Regions from separate parts of the Homo sapiens genome. Here region 2 is linked to region 1. A link is a loop called in an ENCODE intact Hi-C map of the cell type or tissue named here. Cell type or tissue: dorsolateral prefrontal cortex. All regions are shown on one strand. Each heading gives the region's core, and the rest is flanking DNA. Links, peaks and the distances in the headings are about the cores only.

The links. Hi-C counts contacts between places; a loop is a spot of excess contacts. Peaks named below come from ENCODE experiments on the same cell type or tissue, not always from the same donor. Only the 100,000 strongest peaks of a DNase experiment are listed, where the experiment ranks them.
Region 2: it touches region 1 in a loop (9-fold over the local background); 5 of 110 quality-filtered maps call a loop at or near these places.

The regions. Positions count from the first base shown.
Region 1 is chr5:45,690,211-45,701,671 of GRCh38, reverse strand. It overlaps HCN1 (hyperpolarization activated cyclic nucleotide gated potassium channel 1), which reads left to right and starts at 5,292. Exons shown (of 8, transcript NM_021072.4): 1 at 5,292-6,003. The coding sequence starts at 5,579. RefSeq lists enhancers at 5,918-6,417, 6,418-6,919. In dorsolateral prefrontal cortex, for the core only: a CTCF peak has its summit at 5,239 (motif pointing right); DNase peaks (open chromatin) are centred at 5,281, 6,381 and 6,551; H3K4me3 peaks cover 4,725 bases; H3K27ac peaks cover 3,769 bases; H3K27me3 peaks cover 1,449 bases.
Region 2 is chr5:45,761,629-45,771,067 of GRCh38, reverse strand. No RefSeq gene overlaps it. Among named protein-coding and RNA genes, the nearest start is that of HCN1, 70 kb to the right of the region's middle. In dorsolateral prefrontal cortex, for the core only: CTCF peaks have their summits at 4,378 and 4,578; no DNase peak of the experiment used is centred there; H3K27ac peaks cover 1,479 bases.

The DNA.
Region 1 (11,461 bases), core at 1,616-9,615:
ATGCAGGCATTAAAGAAAAGGATGCTATAAATTATCTCATGCTAATATCTTCAAGATATACTTTGAAACCTTAAATCCAAATGCTGGTACAATAAATATATTAAGAGATTAGTTATGTAAAATAATAGAAATCAATATATGCATGTTAGAGTCAAGAAAGATAGGCATGTGCCAGCAAAATGAAGATGAGTTCATGGACTACTTTAAGGTTTTTCTTTTTAAATCTTGTATTCTTCAAATGTTTGACAATAATATGTATCATTTAGCGCTGATACAAGAAGGAAGAAATAGGGAAAAAATATCTATTTTGCTTTTGAATAGAGACTCAATATTGAAAGATGATAGTTCTTCCTAAAATGTCTCTATGTGCAATGCAAACGAAATGCCTTAACTACAAAGACAAGTGCCAAAATTTGTCAAAAATAATTCTACATGTATATGAAAAAAAATCATGTTTAATATGTATGTATGCAGACACATGAAGAGAAATACAGATGTTGGGATTGGGCCACCATATATTAAAACTATTAAAATTGTATAGTATTGTTAGTCTTTATATAGGCAGGTCAATGGAAAAAATTCTGAAAAGTAAATATCTATCAATCTTTTAAAGTGGCATAGTCTTTTCCAGTGTTTGCTTTTATAAACATTTACCTATCATGATTTTTAGTATTTACATTATAATACTAAATCATCTTAAATTCACTTTAGGAAATGACATGATATTATATTCTACCTTCCTTTTCCCTGGAATAGTTAACCATCCTAGGACCATTTGCTATACAACATATCCTTTGCTCATTGATGTGGAATGACAATTTGGAGCTATGATTAAAACTAAAGTGTGTTTCTGGTATTTATTTATTTATTTAGAGACAGGGTCTCACTCTGTCACCCAGGTTGGAATGCAGTGACGCGATCTTGGCTCACTGCAACCTCAGCCTACTGGGTTTAAACTATTCTCATGCCTCAGCCCCCCGAGTAGCTGGGATTACAGGAGCATGCCACCACGCATGGCTCATTTTTTTGTATTTTTAGTAGAGACGGGGTTTCACCATGTTGGCCAGGCGGTCTTGAACTCCTGACCTCAAGTGATCTGCCTGCCTCAGCCTCCCAAAGTGCTGGGATTTACAGGCGTGAGCCACTGCACCCGGCCTGGTTTTGACTCTTTTGCATTGCCTTATCTGTCTCTTTCTCTGCTCAGTGCTACCCTAAGCAATTCTAATACTTTGGACATTTTTTCATTGTTTTCATTTTTAAGCCATAGCTTATGAACTGTTAAAAATGATTTATTAATCCAGTTAAACTTTAAAAACATTTTGTTGCTTTTGTCCGCATGGAGAAAACTAATAACACTTTTTTTTGTTGTTCGTTTTAAAGTAAGTAAGTTGCTTTATTGGTTACCAGGAATGACTGTATATTGCTGGTGAGTTGTTTGGTTTGCTTTCTTTTTTTTCTTTTTTTTAAGTTTTACTTTAAGTTCTGGGATACATGTGCAGAAGGTTCAGGTTGTTACGTAGGTACACATGTGCCATGGTGGTTTGCTGCACCTATCAACCTGTCATCTAGGTTTTAAGCCCCTCATGCATTAAGTATTTGTCCTAATGCTCTCCCTCCCCTTGCCTTCCAACCCTCAACAGGCCCTGTTGTGTAATGTTTCCCTCCCTGTGTCCATGGAATCACCAAATTTTGTTTGAAACTTAAAATCAATTTTGGAAGGAGCACCATATTTATAATATTGAGACTTTATGGACAAAGTATATAGCTAATTTATTTAAATGCTTTTTATGTCTTTTATCAAAATAAAGTATCTTAAACTATGGATCTCAGACATTTCTTGTTAAATTTATTATTGTGTAGTTTTCATTTTTAGTTGCAATTGTGAAAAAAATCATTGTTCTCTATATTGCCTTAATGGTTATTGCTGATGCTTAGGAAAAATGTTAATTTTTGCATGTTTACTAAAGTAACCAAAAGTTGATACCAACTTCCCAACTTCTATTATTAGTTATGATGATTATCCAGTTGATTATTTGGGGTTTTCAGGAGACAATATTATCAATTAAAAATACCATGCATTGCAGAAATGGTGGATATGAGCGTATTGTTCTGACTTTAACAGCTTTAATGTTTCATATTAAGCATGATGTTGATGTGGCTTTCCAGATAGATAATCAGATTTGCCTGTACACAAGACACAGAAAGACTGTGAGGTTGTCAATGAGGAAGTTTTTTTTTCACTGTTCCTTACCACTGCCTTCTTCAACAGATGTTCTTATTTTATTTCCTTACACGTGTAATATGTTTGTAACATATTACTCTGTCCTACTAAGAGGGTCAAAATGTCTTATCCCTTAAATCTTTAAGTTTCACTGAGATTTTCCAATAAACCATCAAACTTCAAGTCACCGATCTATCTTTTTTCTTTCATTTCACGTGTGCTAGTATCTGCTGCATGGAGATTTTATTTTAGATGCATATTAATCTTCTGCTGCTGCCTTGCAATTTGATCTTAAGCAGAGTATTAAAGGAGACAGGGAACATTTCAGAAGATGCACAATTCTTGTATATATTGAATAGCACCCATTACAACTACTGATGAGACGTTCTCCTGAAATTAATTCATAATTGATATTCTCTAATGAGTCCTCAGAAATCAGATTCCTGTAAAATACTAAGCATTTTGACATCATGAACATCTAATGACACAGAGTCAACATGATGGTAGTCTTATTTCTAAGATGTCTTTGAAATAAACACTCGCATTTAGCTCGCTAGATTTTAGCTTGAGATAGTTTATCAACAAACCGATACAAAGACAAGATAAGAAGAGATTATTCTGAAGTTTCAAGATTCTCTCTGTCTCTTCTTCTATCACTGATTCCATTCTTTTATTGCTTTCACTTTGTCTCAATCTTCTTGAGAGTTCATTCTTCCTCCAAAGAAAACTTAAATTTCATATTCTAAACAACTTTAAATCAACACTCTGAAAAGTAAATAAACATGACTTTTTATATTGCTGACAACTTTAAGTTAATGCATTGATATAATATACACATTCTCAAATTTTTAAGAAAATGTATTTTTTGAGATTTTGAATAAATAAAATATGGCCTAGAAGCTATACTTGGAACAACCAATGACTTGTGATCTTTTTAAGACATTTCTTAGTTCTATTTTGAGATCTTGTTTTTCAGTGATTCTGTCATATCAGTTTAGTACAAACCTTGAAACTCAGAAAAACTTTTACTAAAATAACTGCCTGGTCATGAGTAAGATTAAGTTGCAATAGAACAAACAGAGAGATTGGCTAAAAGAAAAGCAAAACTTACTTAAACTCAGCATAACATTTTAGATGGTATATTTTTACATTATTATAAAATTTAAAATTTATGTTAAAATATACATTGTCACACTCATGACTGAAAATAGAGGGACTGAGGAAGCATGCAGAATGGGAGAAAAGTAGGGAAACATCTTTAGTCTAATAAAGAAAAGCTGCCTGAGTAATCGGGTCTTTCTTAGGCAGAACTGTGCTTTGGGCAATGTTTGTTTTTATCCATTCCCGTGGCTTCCTTCTGCCCTCAGCACCTGGTATCCTTATCTGACCTCTTGGCTTTCCAAAGTAGAGAAAGGTCTCTATTTTGACAGATCAGAGCTCTATATTTTCATATTTTTCCTATCTCTTACCATTAAAATTTGGCCATCCATATTTATTCTTAGGGTTCTGGTATATGATTAGTTGAAAACAGATGGTGCCTGAGTCAGGACATAGCTCCGTGAAAAAAGGAGATTTAGCACAGGCTATGGTAAGGAGAATGGTAAGGAAATCTTACAGAATTGCAACTGAGTTAGGCCTAATGGCTCGTTTCTGCTTCCCTCTGCTATTTTCTCTGTTCTCTGCTTCCTTTCTCAGCCTCTGTTAACCCCTCAGGAAGGCATCCAATTGTCTTCCTTTGTCTTTATCCTTGCTTCCTTCATTGTTAATTGGCTTCATCACTGTTTAATTTTTCAGAAAAACACCTTGATTAGCCCCACTCATTTTTTTTTTCCTCATGATAGCTCACTAGTTGCCAGCCTGACATACACATTCCCTCCTTGAGTGCCTGCCCCTTCTCCATAAAATGTGGCTACAGCTGACAGGAACCCAGGGGATCTGGGACTCTTGGCAGGGCAAGATTTCCTTTGAAGAGGCTATGGGCAGGGAGGCAATGCTTGTATCTGAAACAGATGTTTTGGGACATTCGGGAGTCTTGAAGCTCTTCAGACGCCGGGGCTCCCCTGCTGAGTGACTGGTGGGTTTGGCAGCACATTTTGCTTCCTTTAGCTAATCCAGTGGGTTTCAGAGACGCAGAGGGAATAAGAGGAAACGGATAATGCTTTCCTCAGCATCAGTACTACACTTGTAAGTTTCCCTTAAGAGTGTTCCCCCCTTCTGAAATGGTAATGACATTCTGACGAGAGATTCCAAGACGTCTTAACTTCCTAGCGTGGTGTCGTTAAACACTGACCGACACACACATCCCTTAATGTGTTTTATTGATTATGTAACTTATCTAAAAAGATAGGTCAGCTCAGGCGAGGCCTCCCTCACACACTTTTCTTTCAATATTGGTGGCTGATAGATCTGCTTGCACGTGTATTGATACGAATGGCCTTGGAAAGAAAGAAATCCCGTCCTCTGTTTAAAAAACTCTGCAAGAATTAACAAGGATAAGTGTAAGGAGGTCAGTTGTCTGTCCCCAGGTGCAGAACCTTAATCTGAAAAGCCCCAAGCAGCTGGTTACCTAGGATTACACAGACCTGGTAGCTTTTGCCCTCTGCCTCTCTTTCTAGTACACACGCGCACGCGCACGCACAGGCACACTTTCCCTGATACTTTGGACATTTATTTTCCATTGTCAAACTTTACTTTCTTTTGGACATTTGGTTTTGCACTTGAATTGTTGGCATGCATAGTCAGCTTGTCCCCTTTTCTCCATCTGTAACGTTATTCAAACAGGCGTTCAGACAATGTCTTCATGAGTTTAAGATGTTTGTTTCTTTTGGACCAACACACACTCGCTAGTTCAGTCTTGCTCTCTCTCCTCTCTCCCCTGTCTTTCATGCAAACATACACCGAGTCCTTCTCCACGTGTACCAATGAATGTCTCCTCCGAGGGCTCTTGAGTTCAATGTCACGCTGGGCAGAAGTAGAGCAAGAGTAACGAGCATGTGTGGAGAGCGGACGGGGAGAGACCCTTTCTGGCCAACAGAGGGCAGCCGAGGGGAGGCGCTGGGGCGCGAGGGCTGAGCCGAGCTGAGCCTCGCCTAGCTCCGGCAGCCTCAGCTTCAGCACCAGCCGCACCGGAGCCCGGACCGCAGCCACTAAGGGCAGCGGCGGCGGCGGGAGCCAGGCGCGCAGCTAGCAGCGGCGCGGTCGGGAAGCAGCAGCCGCCGCCGCCGCCGCCGCCGCCGCGACGGGCAGCTGGGCTCGCCGGCAGCCGGCTCGGGCCCCTACCCTCTCGGCTACGTGTCTCCGGCGCCGGGCGGCCGGCGAGTCTGGAGCCCGCGCCGTCGCCGGCCGCGTCCTCCGGGCATGGAAGGAGGCGGCAAGCCCAACTCTTCGTCTAACAGCCGGGACGATGGCAACAGCGTCTTCCCCGCCAAGGCGTCCGCGACGGGCGCGGGGCCGGCCGCGGCCGAGAAGCGCCTGGGCACCCCGCCGGGGGGCGGCGGGGCCGGCGCGAAGGAGCACGGCAACTCCGTGTGCTTCAAGGTGGACGGCGGTGGCGGCGGTGGCGGCGGCGGCGGCGGCGGCGAGGAGCCGGCGGGGGGCTTCGAAGACGCCGAGGGGCCCCGGCGGCAGTACGGCTTCATGCAGAGGCAGTTCACCTCCATGCTGCAGCCCGGGGTCAACAAATTCTCCCTCCGCATGTTTGGGAGCCAGAAGGCGGTGGAAAAGGAGCAGGAAAGGGTTAAAACTGCAGGCTTCTGGATTATCCACCCTTACAGTGATTTCAGGTGAGGGCTCCCGGTCGCCGCCCCACCCTCCCTTCAGGCGCGCCCTGAAACGCGCTTCCCCGCCCTTGGGTGGGGGGCGTCCCGGGGACTAGGAGGGCGGGCGGGGGGTGGCGCTGCCGGCGGCGTCGGCTCGGGCTAAGCAGGCTCCACTCGGCGCCTCCGGGTAGTTTCCACCCAGGAGGGGCTCGGAGGATGTGCTCCTGTTGCCCGGGAATCCCGGACGGGCTCTCCTCCTTGGCCTCCTGAACTTCGGGGACAGATCAGGGAAGGATGGAGGCCACGGTCACCCTCCTGGGAGGAGGCGAAGTTGTACAAGGGAAACTTTTACTTCAGAGACGAGAGCGTGAGGAAGCGGGAAGCCACCCTTCCTCGCGCGGCTCCCTCAAGTGTGGTCTCAACCAGGAGGGAAAAGGAGGCTTCTGGGGCTCAGAAGAAGACTGGGTAACCGGAGACAGCGATTCACAAGCCCGAGCAGTTCCTGCCGCGCTCGCCCCTGGGGAGTGTGTTTAGTCTGTTTTTCTTTATAGGCGCTGGTTATCCTCGCTGTGTTTACTCAGAAACAGCGGCCGGCAGGCAAAAGAAGGGCAATTTGCACTTGGATAGTCCCTGACGTGAGGTCTCACCAAAGCCAGGCGCTTCCAGGCAGGGCAGGAGCGTGGCAGGAAGCCTCTAGTTCCTGAAACAGAGAGAGGGGGCGTTGACAGAGCCCCTTTCTGAAATAGAGCGGCACCCTTTCTTGACCTTGACTGCAAGTCTATTTCAAAAATCTTTTTCACGTCCTCCAGCTCGGGAAGAAGGACAGGAAAGCTGTCAGCAGGAAAACTCCGCTTTGGAGAATTAAAATTAAGACGTTTTCTGATCTTACTTGTCGCTCAAGTATTCGTTCGGTGATAAGCATATTTAGAGATTGTCAAATGAAGGTCGTGTAGTAGATCCTCTTATTAGCGTGTGCACGATTATCTTAGCTCCTGAACAAGGCTGGACTTCCCATTTTAAAATCCAGAACTAGTAACTCCTAATAACTCAGGGTGATATTTATTTATTTGGCCGAACTCGTTCGAAAAGAAAAGAAGAATCAACTAAAGGAGTATGTGCATATACTAAGTATTCTTTATAGGATAAATATAGCAATGTAAAGCAGCCTTGGAGTTAGTTTAGAAACTAAGGGAAATTGTCACCAACTACATGCCTTAACGGGAGCTGTCCACAGTTCTGAATGACATTAGCTGTGAAAAATCCACAGTCCCGCCACACAAAGGCTCAGAGTGACGGTCTTTGCCTTCTTTGAGATATTTATCGTCTCAGAAATCAGTAGCCTCCGTGATCTATGCAAAGAGTGAATGGATTTTAGAAAGTGTATAATTTTAAGGTACTTATTTGTAAAAACACACAGCAAAGTCCAAAGGAGAACTTATAAAACCTAATGACGTTTATAGTCTAGAGAACATTAAGAGTTTGATTGAAAGAACGTTCATTAAAAATTTTAAAAAAAAGAAAATGTTCATATTAAAAAGATGTAATAAATAATCAAACCTGTTTCCTCCAGTAGGAAGATAGGGAAGCAAACTTATAAATGACCCTGTTCTAAGATGTATAAGGTTGTCATGTTCTTTAGAATTTTAAAGGTGGGAATCAAGTATAGAATATTATCTTTTCCTCAGTCCCCAATGGAAATATATTTCACCTCATTTTAAAATTTTTAAATGAAAATAACTTACATGAAAAAAGTCTCCAGTCTTAATAGCAAAAATAAATGTGGTATTTCCAGAAATGTACCAGGTTCAATATTAACATGCAAAAATGCTGAACTTTTAACATTTAATTTCACTCAATAAAATGATTACATATGATGCTTTTATTTTTTCAGCAATGTGAAAAGGACTATCCCTTATCAAAATGATACCACACATCAAGTAATTAAACTTTTTCCCACTTGCTAAATAAAAACATAGGGCCACTTTTCAGGAATTAGAATAGCATGCGAAAGTCTTTTGAATGAATGGAATTACAGGATTCTCCTTATTTTCCCAAGGAAATCTTCTGAGACAAAATATCTCTTTAATAAAAACATTGTTACTGAACAAAGGAACAAATTGAAATCAGGTGATGATTTAATTTTATTATCCATTTCAAAGAAATGGGAAATGATTAAAAACTGAGCTAATACTCTAAATTCCAGTGTGGAGTAGTTTGGAATATTTGACTTTTCCCTTGTATAAATGGAAAAAAGAAAATGGCAGGCACAAATTAAGCAATTATCATTATTTAGATCTTTTTAAACTGAAAGATATCTGAAAAAATAGATTTTAAAACATAATTACAATATACACTGGTGTTCTAAAACAAACTGCAAAAATAATCATGTACTTGTTTACATTCAGAATATATTTACATCTTATTGTTTCATTTTTTTGTATGATCTCAAAACCAATATAAGATTTTCTAAAATCTATAACGTCAAGATAATGTAATGAAAGAACAAAAATAGGAAAGACAAAATTCTAGCGGTAGTTTTTTTCTACAGGGAAAGGAATGTGTGAGTAATTTTCAACAGATACTAGAAATTTTTGCGGTCATGATCTAGCCTTTACTTTAGGCCCTTTCCTGAAGGATTATTTCAGGGAGGTGCTTTACTACAATTCCTAAAATGTCAAACTTAAGTTCATTAATCATTTAACAACTGAGTGAATGACACTTAAGAGTAATTTCTATGAAGAGTGGGGAGTTATTACAAATGAAGATATCCAGAGGATTCTTTTCCTTGACACTTTTAATAAACCTTTACATGGCCAGAGAAGTTTACTATGTTCTTACTCCAGGGCATGTCGTGACTTTAACACTGTTTCTAGTTTCCCTGCTCACGATAATTTTTAAGACTGATAGCTTTCTACTTTACTTACCTCAAGGGACAAGGCTGTGCTCCCACTGAGACTTTCAGAGAGCTAGCTAGTGCCTCTTTTCCCCACCAGAGCCCAAGAGTGCTATTGCTGTGTCTGGCAGGTAGTTTTCTCTACCCCTGGCGTAAGTAGGGCAGAGTTGCTGTATTTACCTTTTTCCTCAGCAGAGGATGACAATAGAAACCTTCAGAGAGTAAAAAGCAGTCCAATAGTATAGGTACTGTTTGAAATAACTGGGTGGAAGCTACAGAATTTAGTAAACACAACAAGCTCATGTTTTTGTTTATGCTGTGGTATATAAGCACCCAAACTAGGGAAAATAGGGATAGTTACTTAAAAACAAATGTAGCTCGATTTTTCTGTAGTGACAGTATGGTCTTAGTCTTATTGAATTTCATGTGAACAACACATAGACACATTTAATTTGGAGGTTAAATATGATTTTTAAAAATTCATGGTGATTTTATATTAATTAGCTAGAATTTTACTAAGGTTTAAAAGTGATGCTTGGCAAGCATTGTGCTTCCATAGCCAATTGATAGTTATGATATAATCATTTAAATAGGTTGAAAGAATATTTAGAATACTTTTGTGGATGATTTTTATTATGCAAGCAATTTATCTTGGAAGAATTTATCACCAGACTATTTGCCATTTTAGGGATTCTGTCATTATTTTGTTCCATCATGCTTACACAAAGGGACTTTTAAAAAGAATGCTCCTTTCCATATGTATTGCCAGCCAACATCTTGCTCCTCATAACGGAGGCAGTTTTGTATCTTGACTTCTTATTTTTTTCAATTTCTTTTCATCATTAGTATGAGTGTGTGAAAAGCTTATTTTGTTGTAAGTACTCAAGGACTCTAGAGATGGGAGTTACTTCCTGAAGATACCGTCACATCCGTTCTTCCATCTCTGCTTTGAATTGCAGCCACAACTGTACTGATATCAGAGATCACTGATGTGTTCATTAGGGAAGGGAGGCTTCACCCATATTATACAGTTCATAATAGAGAGAACATTTGCTTCCAGGAGCTTCTCACAAGAAAACAATTCAACCTTCTAGGGTTTAAAGACGAATTAGCCTACTGTTATGTTATCTTTGTGCTGAACACACTCTGTATCTGCCAGCAATGCTTATTTTATTTGCTTTTCATATCAACATAGCCAAAATTAACCATAAGAATTTATTTTTTTTCTATGTTAGGTGAACCTTTTTGTGCTTTAAGTTCAATTACATTTTTCTTAGTGGCTCTAGCAACTGTTAGACACAACATGAAATTTCTTCAAAGATTTAAACGTGTGAATTTATTTAGTTACTTTTTCTTAGTATACATGTAAGTTATGCAACTTTAAATTTTAGCAAATGTTTCACTGTTGCATTTAGTAGATATTATGATTTATACTATTAAAATATTATAAGATAGTTTTCATTTTTTTCTGAGCAACTTTCCCTTTAAACCTCCTTCGGGGTATGATTATAAATTGAGAATCAGTAAAGAGGTACACTTTACTAATCATATTTAATTATGTGGACTTGGGTTTATGAACGTGCCTGTTGAATAATGAAAGAAATTTAAATGCACTGGAAAGATATATTACTTATTATTTGTATCATAGGTTCATTTAAGAAAATTATATTCAACTATATCTGCTTGATCAAAAACCACAAACCAAAACAACATCACCACCACAAAGCAAGATAAATAGTATTTGTAATTCTGCATTATTATACTCAATGCACCTATGTCCTATAGTGAGCAGGAAACCAGCAGAATGCATTTAGTATGATTTTCAGGTGATAATCTTATCATTCTGAATATAATTCTTGTGTTTAGCAGATAATTCACTTCATTATTTAGAAACAACAATTGGGCTCCGGAAAAGAACTTTCAAATAGAGTCTCTTGTAAGTACAGTGCAAATTATTGCAGATCATTAGCACTACATGAAGAGTACTGAGCATTTGCAGGGTCTGTGACAAATTTTCATTTTATCATTTTGTGTAAAGGAGTAACAAACTATGAATTAGGCTGACACTATATATTTTAGTTGTAGAAATAGTGATAATAAAGAAAAAAGTCTGCATGCACTATGAAAATTATATTTTCTCTAAGTACTTTTCTTCTAAAAATAATTTTCTTTGTGAAGGCATCTGGATGTACAACTTACCATTAGTTTTACAGGAAAAAAAAATCAGGATTCCTGGTGCATCCTGGAATTTTATGTTTTTGCAAAATAAACCTTCATGGCTCTGTTAATTCTATTTGTATATATGTGCTACAGAAACTATTCAAGGGACTTTGTAGAAGAATATATATAGAAGTAAAGAATATATATAGAAGTTGATTATTTTTGAGTTGAGTGTTTATCTGACACATTTCACCCAACTTTGATAAGATTGATTTCATGACTCTTTCAAGTTATGTTAGTTAGTTTTCTCATAGTATTTTTCTATTTTGTCTAATAGTTGACCACGCAGTTAAAGCAAGGAAGCAACATTACTCATGCTTTAAATTTACAACTTATAATTTTATTTATATAAACCTAATTTTATTTTCA
Region 2 (9,439 bases), core at 1,440-9,439, 70 kb before region 1:
GATAGCTTATTCTGTGTGTCCAGATAATTAAAGTTATGGTTGTAACTTGGATACTTGTGTTAGGTTACTTGGCCTTTAATATAAAGTAATTTCTCATGGATTCAGTTATACCATATTTTTTAAAATGGGTGAAACAAAAGTCTCAAATTATTTTTGCCAAATTTTCACAGATAAATTGGAATAAATACATTCATACTATTATACTGCTAATAATAATTTGTATAATAATATTATACAAATAATAATACATATTATTAATTAATTAAATCCTGCTGTAAAGATGAGGGTATTAGCAACTTTTGAAAAATGCTCTTTATATATCTGCATTGTTTTAAGTTACTATTCCTATACAAAAAGCAACTGAAACAATTACATAGCTAATTATTTCCTTTTATCATATCAGAATTATCATTATCAGAATTTTGTGTTAAGCAATTTGTTTGCCTTCGTTTCTGCATATATCATCTTACTCAGCTTTTAATCAAAATTAATAAATATTTTGGCTGCATTCTGCTATGAAAATGATGCTTTCTTGGCCCAGCTCTTATGTGGTTTCCCTTGATACTGTTAGCTCTGGTCTTGTCACTTTGAATTCCTAACATTTACCTGGACTGGTATTCTGGTATTTGTTTCTTACTAGGCCTTTTCCAATTCTTGCACTCTGTTCATTTCCTTAATATTGTTTAACCAGCTTTGCTAAGAATTGGTGATTCTTTTAAAGTAAGCTCTTATGCAGAACTTTGTCTTGATGACTAGATTTGGGTTCCTATATTTGCTTTGGTGACCAAAGTGCCTTGCATTTTGCCATGATCATCAGATCACCTATGGGTAACACATGAGTGCCATTATTCATGCTTATGGACATCTCCTTCTCTTCTGTATCCTTCCTGGTTGTAACTTTTCTGGTTTTAGCTCCATGCTATCCATTCATCACCCATTGAACCCAAATATCTAGGATTTTTAGGGGACCCAACTATCTTAAAATAACTATTAATCACTCTTGGTTCCTGGTATCATTTGTCTTTCCCTTGTACTGCTATGCTATGTTAATTCTTCCAATTTGTTTTTATCAGCCCATATTTCTGAAGCAAATTGATTCTGTCTTGACATTTCTCAGCTGACTTCTATCCATAATAACTTAACATTTTTATCAGTCTGTATTGCAAGCAGCTGCGTATAACAGAGAAACCAATATAAAATTTCTTAACTAATTAGTTGTTAGTCATGTATTTTCCTCCACTAGAAGATGTCAGGAGTTAATAGGTCCGGAGTTGGTGTATCTGTTCAGTATTCTCCACAGGACCCAGATTCCTGCTTTTTTCAGCTCCCTCAAGTAAGTTGGCCTGTTACTTTTGTCATTTTGGTTGTATAATGGACAATTTTGTTTTTGCCAATATTTTAGTTGCTTCTTTTCTCCATGAAGCACACCTTTTATGCTTCTAAACTTTTCAAAAACTGCTTTATTGGGGTATAATTGACATGCGATAAACCGTATACACTTAAAGTAACTTAATAAATTTGGACCTATACATACACATACACACACACGCACACACACACACACACACACACAAAAGAATCTTCAGCTTTTCTGTATCTTGACACATTATTGAGATCAGGCATAAAGTAGATTTCATAGCATTTAGCATCAGTCACCAGTGCCTGGCCAATTAACAACATTCTTATTCCTTGTTTGTGGGAAAGTGTAAATGACCTGGTAACTGGGAGATAGAAAAAGTGTGAAATGCCTCTGGTGTAAATATTTGAGTTATGGTTAGAATTCATCTCAGTGAGCCCAGAAAATTTAGATACGCATGTGCTGTTTATATTTTCCACGCAGTAAAATGTTCTGTAATTGGATTTCTGTGTCTTATTTCCTAAATGTTGTTATTCTCTCATAAATGTACTGCTGCTCTTCTCTTCATAAATGTATACCTGCCATATAATTAAAATAGTAGCTGATGCATGAAAATGTAGGACAGGCAGTAGTGGGGAAAGTTAGGGATTTGGAGTAAAATACAATAAAATTCAAATCTCAATTCCATGATGGACTTCTTTATCCTGGCATCAGGGTTAGAGTTTGGATCAGGGTCAGAATCATGTAATTAACCTCCTAAGTGTTGGTTTTCTTGTCTGCAAAATGTCAATAATAATACATTTCTAATAACGTAGTGGTGAGTAATAATGTAATGCCTGACACAGGTCATCCTCAAAAAATTGATGCTATTAAAAGTGGTATTATTTTGTACTATAATGTCTTATCACTTGGCAAGGGTAGGTTTGGATAATGTGAAATAACTCATATTTTCTCTTCCAATTTAAATATCTGGCTGACTATGAAATTATGCATGATATGATGAGCTTTCCTGTCACGCTTTAAGAGGTTTCTATTATGGGAACAAAACTGTTAGTGTATAGAGAGAATGTTCAACAAATTTAGGGTTGTAAAGTAATTTCTCCCAGTGAATTGAGAAGTTTACATGGTGGGGGGGAAAACATGAGTGGGTTAAGGAAGCACAAACGAGTAAGAAGTTGAATTTCAAGGAGAAAACAGGAGTATTTGCTGTAAATCATGCATTTTGGTTTTTGTTTTCCCCCCCATACTTTTCTTTAGAGAAGTATCAAAAAAATCAATGTATATATGTGTATATATGAGTGTGTGCATAGGTGTATTTGCACAAATTTGTGTATGCTCACGCATTTTGAAAGGATAAAGATATTATATATTTATTTTTGTCTATTCTTTAGTTATTTTTCACGTCCCCTCTCTTCTCTTTTTTTCTCACATCTTGCCAAAACCCTGGTTCGTAAGAAATATGCTTATATATGTAAGTATCAACGTAAAGATTCACACCACATTTAAAATGACAACAACTGAAACATATCGGGGACAGTTCAAATTCAAGAGGGCTGTTAGCTCTGATTATAACTGCTCTGACCATTTGTTGGCCAGATGAAACTCCACTGTGCTATTTTGACTGAAACTCCCAGGGATTGTGCAAAATATTACTTTGGAACTCTAAAAAGAAAACATCTTGGATATAATAGCTATATACATTTAGAGGTAGGAAATTGCTATTTCAGCTGTAAAATTGTTTCGTTTGATTCAAGATGCACTTTTTGAGCTCCCTCTTTGTTTCTAAAGAGCATGGATATATACACATTACCAAGCTATAAACCATAATTAATTTAAACATAACTGGCTTTATTAATCCTTTCCATGCCTCAAAACCTTTTTGTACTATAAAAGAACGTAAGCATCAGTGCATGAAACTCAGATATAGTCAAATAATTTCACACATTTAGCTGAGATTCCAGCTTAAGAACTGAACAAAATAGAGGAGCTTGATGCCATAATATTCATAAGCATACTATGAATATTTTGATAGCCTTTCTGCCATGAACAAATTGAAAACTCTTTTTCTCCCTTTGAATCCAGGCAATTCAAATGCTATATTTGCCAGAAAATGTAATTTTAGAAATCATTAGAATTAATGCAGTCATATTTTCAAACAATAGAAATGTCCACTGCACTAAAACCATTTTCAGATATATGTAAGTCCATTTTATTATATTATGTTCTGAAATTATTATCCTTTTAGTTTGGGGACCAATGATTGTAAGGAATTCCACATTCCTTACAGGTGGCTTTCTGATCCCAAACCCAAACTTCTCCCTCTTCCTGAAGTGACTAAACCACAAAGAAAACTTCTAGCTCTTTTTTGAAATACTATGCATAGGTTTATCAAGCTAGTGAAATAGTCCTACAGGTTTACTGGTAACTGTTTGAGTTATAAACATCTTAAGTAAAACCTTAGAAAACTGAGTTGCATATGAGATATGATCCTACCATTATGTCAGTTAAACTTATATCTGCTTTTGCATTTCTGATTTTTAACAGTCAAAAGTAGGATAATCAATAAAAGAAAAAACTAAACTATTTAATTTTTAAAATATATTCCTTACTTCTGTTGTTACATTATGGCATGTTCTTGATAGTAAACATGATGTTAGTGGTGTGAATTAGTTATGATTAAGGATTCAGAATGCCAATTTTAAAGGTTAAGTTGGCTTCTTCCATAAAGTCAGATCTTCGTCAGTGATGGAAAGCACTGGAAAGTTTCAAATAATTTATGTTAGTACTAACTGGTGTCATTCTTTTAATCTCTTTTGAGGACCTAATAAAGGTGAAAGTGAAAGTAAATACCATCTTCTTTGTCTACATACCTACAAAATATTATAACCAATGTTTCTGTATCCAAGGGGGGAACACAAAGACAACCAGGTAACCCATTCCATCCTCATGAACAGAGAAGGAGTTTAGACAAAAGAGTGTTTTACAGGCCAGAGAGTTCCAGACTTGACTGCTTTTTTGAACAACTGTTGCATTTGTTGCCGCTGTTCCTGGTTATCCAATGTAATCCATTTAAAATTGTGACTAATGCCATAATACAGTATTATTTCAGGCCACTGTAGCTGAAGAACATTTTGTGATGTTGCTTAGGAAAAATCTTGGCTTAATGCATAAAGATTGTTTTTCTTTTCCGAGATGGCAGATAGAAGGCAGTGTTAGTTTGCCTCTCACACTTGGAAGAACAGAATAGTGGGTAGAGATTTTTCTTCCCCTGAGAACCACCACAGGAGCTTAAAAGGAAAACCAGAAGAATCCACAGACTCTTTGAAAGAAGTGGCAGACTGCAGCCTGCTTTGTGAGACAGGTGAAAAACCGTAAGTATCCAGAGTGTGAGAGGGAAGCACACATCCCAAGCACACAAGCACACATCCCAAAAACACAAGCATCCCTACCTCCAAGCACACATCCCTACCAGGGAATCTGAAAATCCAGGCCATGGTTTAAGAAACCCTTAATTCTACCAAAAGCTGCAATGGATTTAGGGAGTGGCATGAAATATAAAAGCAGCAGCAGCAATAGGAAGTGCCTCATAGGCATTCCCAGTCTCCAGAGTGGACCAAGGGAAGCCATCTCTGACTGTATTTCACAGGGGCCCTCAGCCAATGAGCTCCAGGAGAGGTCCCAGGGTGAAAGATGCCCCCAACTGGATTTTGTGATATAATCTCAAGTGGTGACAAACTCCCTTGAACAGAACCTGGGAAAGAGTGGAAAGTGTGTTACAGACAGGAGCATAGGAGGTGGGCACCCAGCCTTGCAGCAGACAAGGAGGGACGTGGCCTGAGAGTCATGCTTGCTTTCTCTGCAGGGAAGCTTATGGCCAGGGCAATCTGAGTTCTGTGCTCAGGCTGCCTGGATCTAAACCTAGTGCTTTTAGCAGAGCACTGTGGGAGTGAGACTGGCCTCACCGACTGTGTGGGGGCTGAGTGAGGCTTGCTGCTTCCCACTACTCCCCACTCCCTTTGCAAACTCTTCTAAGCATTAGTGGCAGTTATACTCCTCTCTGGAACATTACCCCAGCAGCCTGAGAACCAGCCTGTCTACCACAGGGGCTGCGGCCTGCCCTGCCCAAGGATAGTCTGAGCTTAGACCCACTTAAACCTGCCCCCACCTGGTAATATTTCTCCACCACCCTGGTAGCTTAACACAAAGGACATAAACTTTTGGGAGCTTTATGACCCTGCCTATTCTCTGAAAAACTAGAATACTTCTCCTGGGAAACTTAAGCCAAGCTCAAATCCCACTACTACTACTGCTGCTGGTGCTCTTCTGCAAACACCACTGCCTGGCTGGAGGCCAGCCAACATAGGCCATTACAGCACCTCTAGGTAGAATAACACTGTACCCTGGAAGGAGAAAAATGGCTGTGTGATATCGGTTATCACCACTGCCCATGACGCAATGGCTAACCAGAGGTCCTGAGTCCATCCACAGGAGAGATTCAATACTAGAATAAGCCAGCACAGTAAGCCTACTTACAACCAAGGAATCTCAGTCTATGTCCCTCTCCTGCCACCTCCATAAGAGCAGGTGCTAGGATCCACTGTTGGGAGACATGAAGACAGGTCACATCAATGGATCTCTTACAGATATTCCTCAGAACCAGAACTGAGTCTGGTAGTCCTACTGGGTGGCTAGACCCAGAAGAGCCATAACAATCACTGCAGTCTAGCTTTCAGGAAGTTCTATTCCTAAGGGAAGGAGGAGGACACTATATCAAAGGGACATCCTGTGGGACAAAAAAATCTGAATGGCAAATCATAAGTCTCAGATTTTTCCAGTGATGGGAAGTTTCTTTCAGCAGAAACACAATTACAGTGCTGGGTGCAGTAGAGAAAGTTTGCACTTCCACCCCAATAAGCAGGCGCCTTGTGATCATGAAGAGTCTTGGAGAAGGAGTCTTTGTTCCCTCCGATACACAACTGCAAACACAGCTGGGGCTTCTCCCATGGGAACACAGAATGGATGCACCTATAGACAGTCTTCCTGGAACAATTCAGTGACATTGCAGCCTCACAGGAGGAGCACTCTTCAGATTCAGCCTGTATGAGAGGCAGTTACAAATCCTCGCTAACATTCCTGCAAATGAAAAGAGGTACCTGTCTAATACAAATAGCTAGAACACTGGGACAGAAGTGAGGCTGTGAGGTGGACAGATGTCCTGCTTGCCTAGGAGGGGAGCTGAGGAAGCTCCCATCCTCCATCGTGATAAAGCCTCAGCACATCAAATTGAGAGCTACCCCAGCCACCTTCTTCAAGGCTGGGACCTCTGCTCGCCATTAGGTATTACATCTAACCACCTGCTCTAGCTACAATGAGTGCCTACCCAGGGATACCTCCCTTATTGACCTAAAGCCTGAATCATCAATTCAATAAATAAAATACTGGGGAAAATTTGAACAAATAAATAAAGTGTACACAATGAGATAAGTTTCAAGAGATCCCTGCCATTCCAACCCCACAGGAGACAGTGAACTCACCCACACACCAAATACATAACTACTACAACCAGCATCTGGGATACCAGCACACAGAGAAACTCATACAGATTCTTCACACCTAAAAGCATTAAGAATCAAATTAGGCTATAATAAACTATAATAATTAGATCCTTAAGAGGGAAAAAATAAAAAAATACAGTCCAATCAAAAATAAATTCAAGAAAAATTTGAAGAAATAGTCTACTCAATGAGAAGGAATCAGAAAAGTAATTCTGGTAATATGACAAAACAGAATTCTATAACACTAAAACAGGGTTCTATATCCCCACAAAAGATCACACTAGTTCTCCAGCAATGAATCCAAAACAAGATAAAATATTTGAAATGCAAGATAAAGAATTCAGAAGGTTGATTATTAATCTACTCAAGGAGATACCAGAGAAAGGTGAAAAACAACTGAAAAAAAAAAAACAAATCCAGGATATGAGTGCAAAAATTGTTTAGAAAGATAGATATCATAAAGAAAAAAACAATCAGAACTTCTGGAAATGAAAAACACACTTAGGTAAATACAAATTGCATTGAAAAGTTTCAACAATAGGCTAGAACAAGTAGGAGAAAGAATTTCAGAGCTTACAGACAAGGCTTTTGAATTAACCCAATCAGACAAAGACAAAGAAAGAACAATAAAAAATGAACATCATATTTACTAACATCATGTTTACTATCAAAAACATACCATAATATAACAACAGAAGTTTCCAAGAAATATAAGATTATTTAAAACAGTAAAACCTAAAAATAATTAGTGTTTGAGGGAGAAGAGAAGTCCAAAAGTTTGAAACAGTTATTTGAGGGAAAAATTGAGTAAAACTTCCCTGGCCTTTCTAGAGATCTACATATACAAATATAAGAAGCTCAAAGAACTCCTAGGAAATTAATTGCAAAAGATAATCACTAAGGCAAACAGTTATTATGATACCTAAAGTCAACACAAAGGAAAGAATTTTCAGGGCTGTGAGACAAAAGCCTCAGCTAACCTATAAAGGGACACCTATTAGACTAACAGCAGATTTCTCAGCAGGTACCGTACAAGCCAGAAGGGATTGAGGTCCAGTCTTTAGCCTCCTTAAACAAAATAATTGTCAGCCAAAGTCCAGCAAAACTAAGCTTCCTAAATAAGAGAGAGATAAAGTCTTTTTCAGACAAACAAATGCTGAGGGATTTTGCCACTACCAAACCAGCACTACAAGAAATGCTAAGAGGATGGTACTGGTACCAAAACAGGTATATAGAAGAATGGAACAAAACAGAGGCCTCAGAAATAATGCCACACATCCACAACCACCTGATCTTTGACAAACCTGACAAAAAGAAGCAATGGGGAAAGGATTCCCCATTTAATAAATGGTGCTGGGAAAACTGGCTAGCCATATGCAGAAAACTGAAACTGGACCCCTTCCTTACACCTTATATAAAAATTAACTCAAGATGGGTTAAAGACTTAAACGTAAGACCTAAAACAATAACAATCCTAGAAGAAAACCTAGGCAATACCACTCGGACAATGGCATGGGCAAAGACGTCATAACTAAAAAACTAAAACACCAAAAGCAATGGCAAAGAAGCCCAAATTGACAAATAGAATCTAATTAAACTAAAGAGCTCCTGCACAGCAAAAGAAACTATCATCAGAGTGAACAGGCAACCTACAAAATGGGAGAAAATTTTTGTAATCTATCCATCTGACAAAGGGCTGATATCCAGAATCTACAAAGAACTTAAACAAATTTACAAGACAAAAAAAACAAAAAACTTCATCAAACAGTGGGCAAAGGATATCAACAGACACGTCTCAAAAGAAGACATTTATGCAGCCAACAAACATATGAAAAAAAGCTCATCATCACTAGTCATTAGAGAAATGCTAATCAAAACCACAATTAGATACCATCTCACACCAGTTAGAATGGCAATCATTAAAAAGTCAGGAAACAACAGATGCTGGAGAGGATATGGAGAAATAGGAATGCTTTTACACTGTTGGTGGAAGTGTAAATTAGTTCAACCATTGTGGAAGTCAGTGTGGCGATTGCTCAAGGACCTAGAACCAGAAATACCATTTGACCCAGCAATCCCATTACTAAGTATATACCCAAAGGATTATAAATCATTCTACTATAAAACACATGCACACTTATGTTTATTGCAGCACTATTCTCAATAGCAAAGACTTGGAACCAACCCAAATGCCCATCAATGATAGACTGGATAAAGAAAATGTGGCATATATACACCATGGAATACTATGCAGCCATAAAAAGGAAGAGTCCACGTCCTTTGCAGGGACATGGATGAAGCTGGAAACCATCATTCTCAGCAAACTAACACAGGAACAGAAAACCGAACACCACATGTTCTCATTCATAAGTGGGAGTTGAACAATGAGAACACATAGACACAGGGAGGGGAACATCACACACTGGGGCCTGTTGGGGGGTGAGGGGCTAGGGGAGGGATAGAATCAGGAGAAATACCTAATGTAGATGATGGGTTGATGGGCACAGCAAACCACCATGGCACGTGT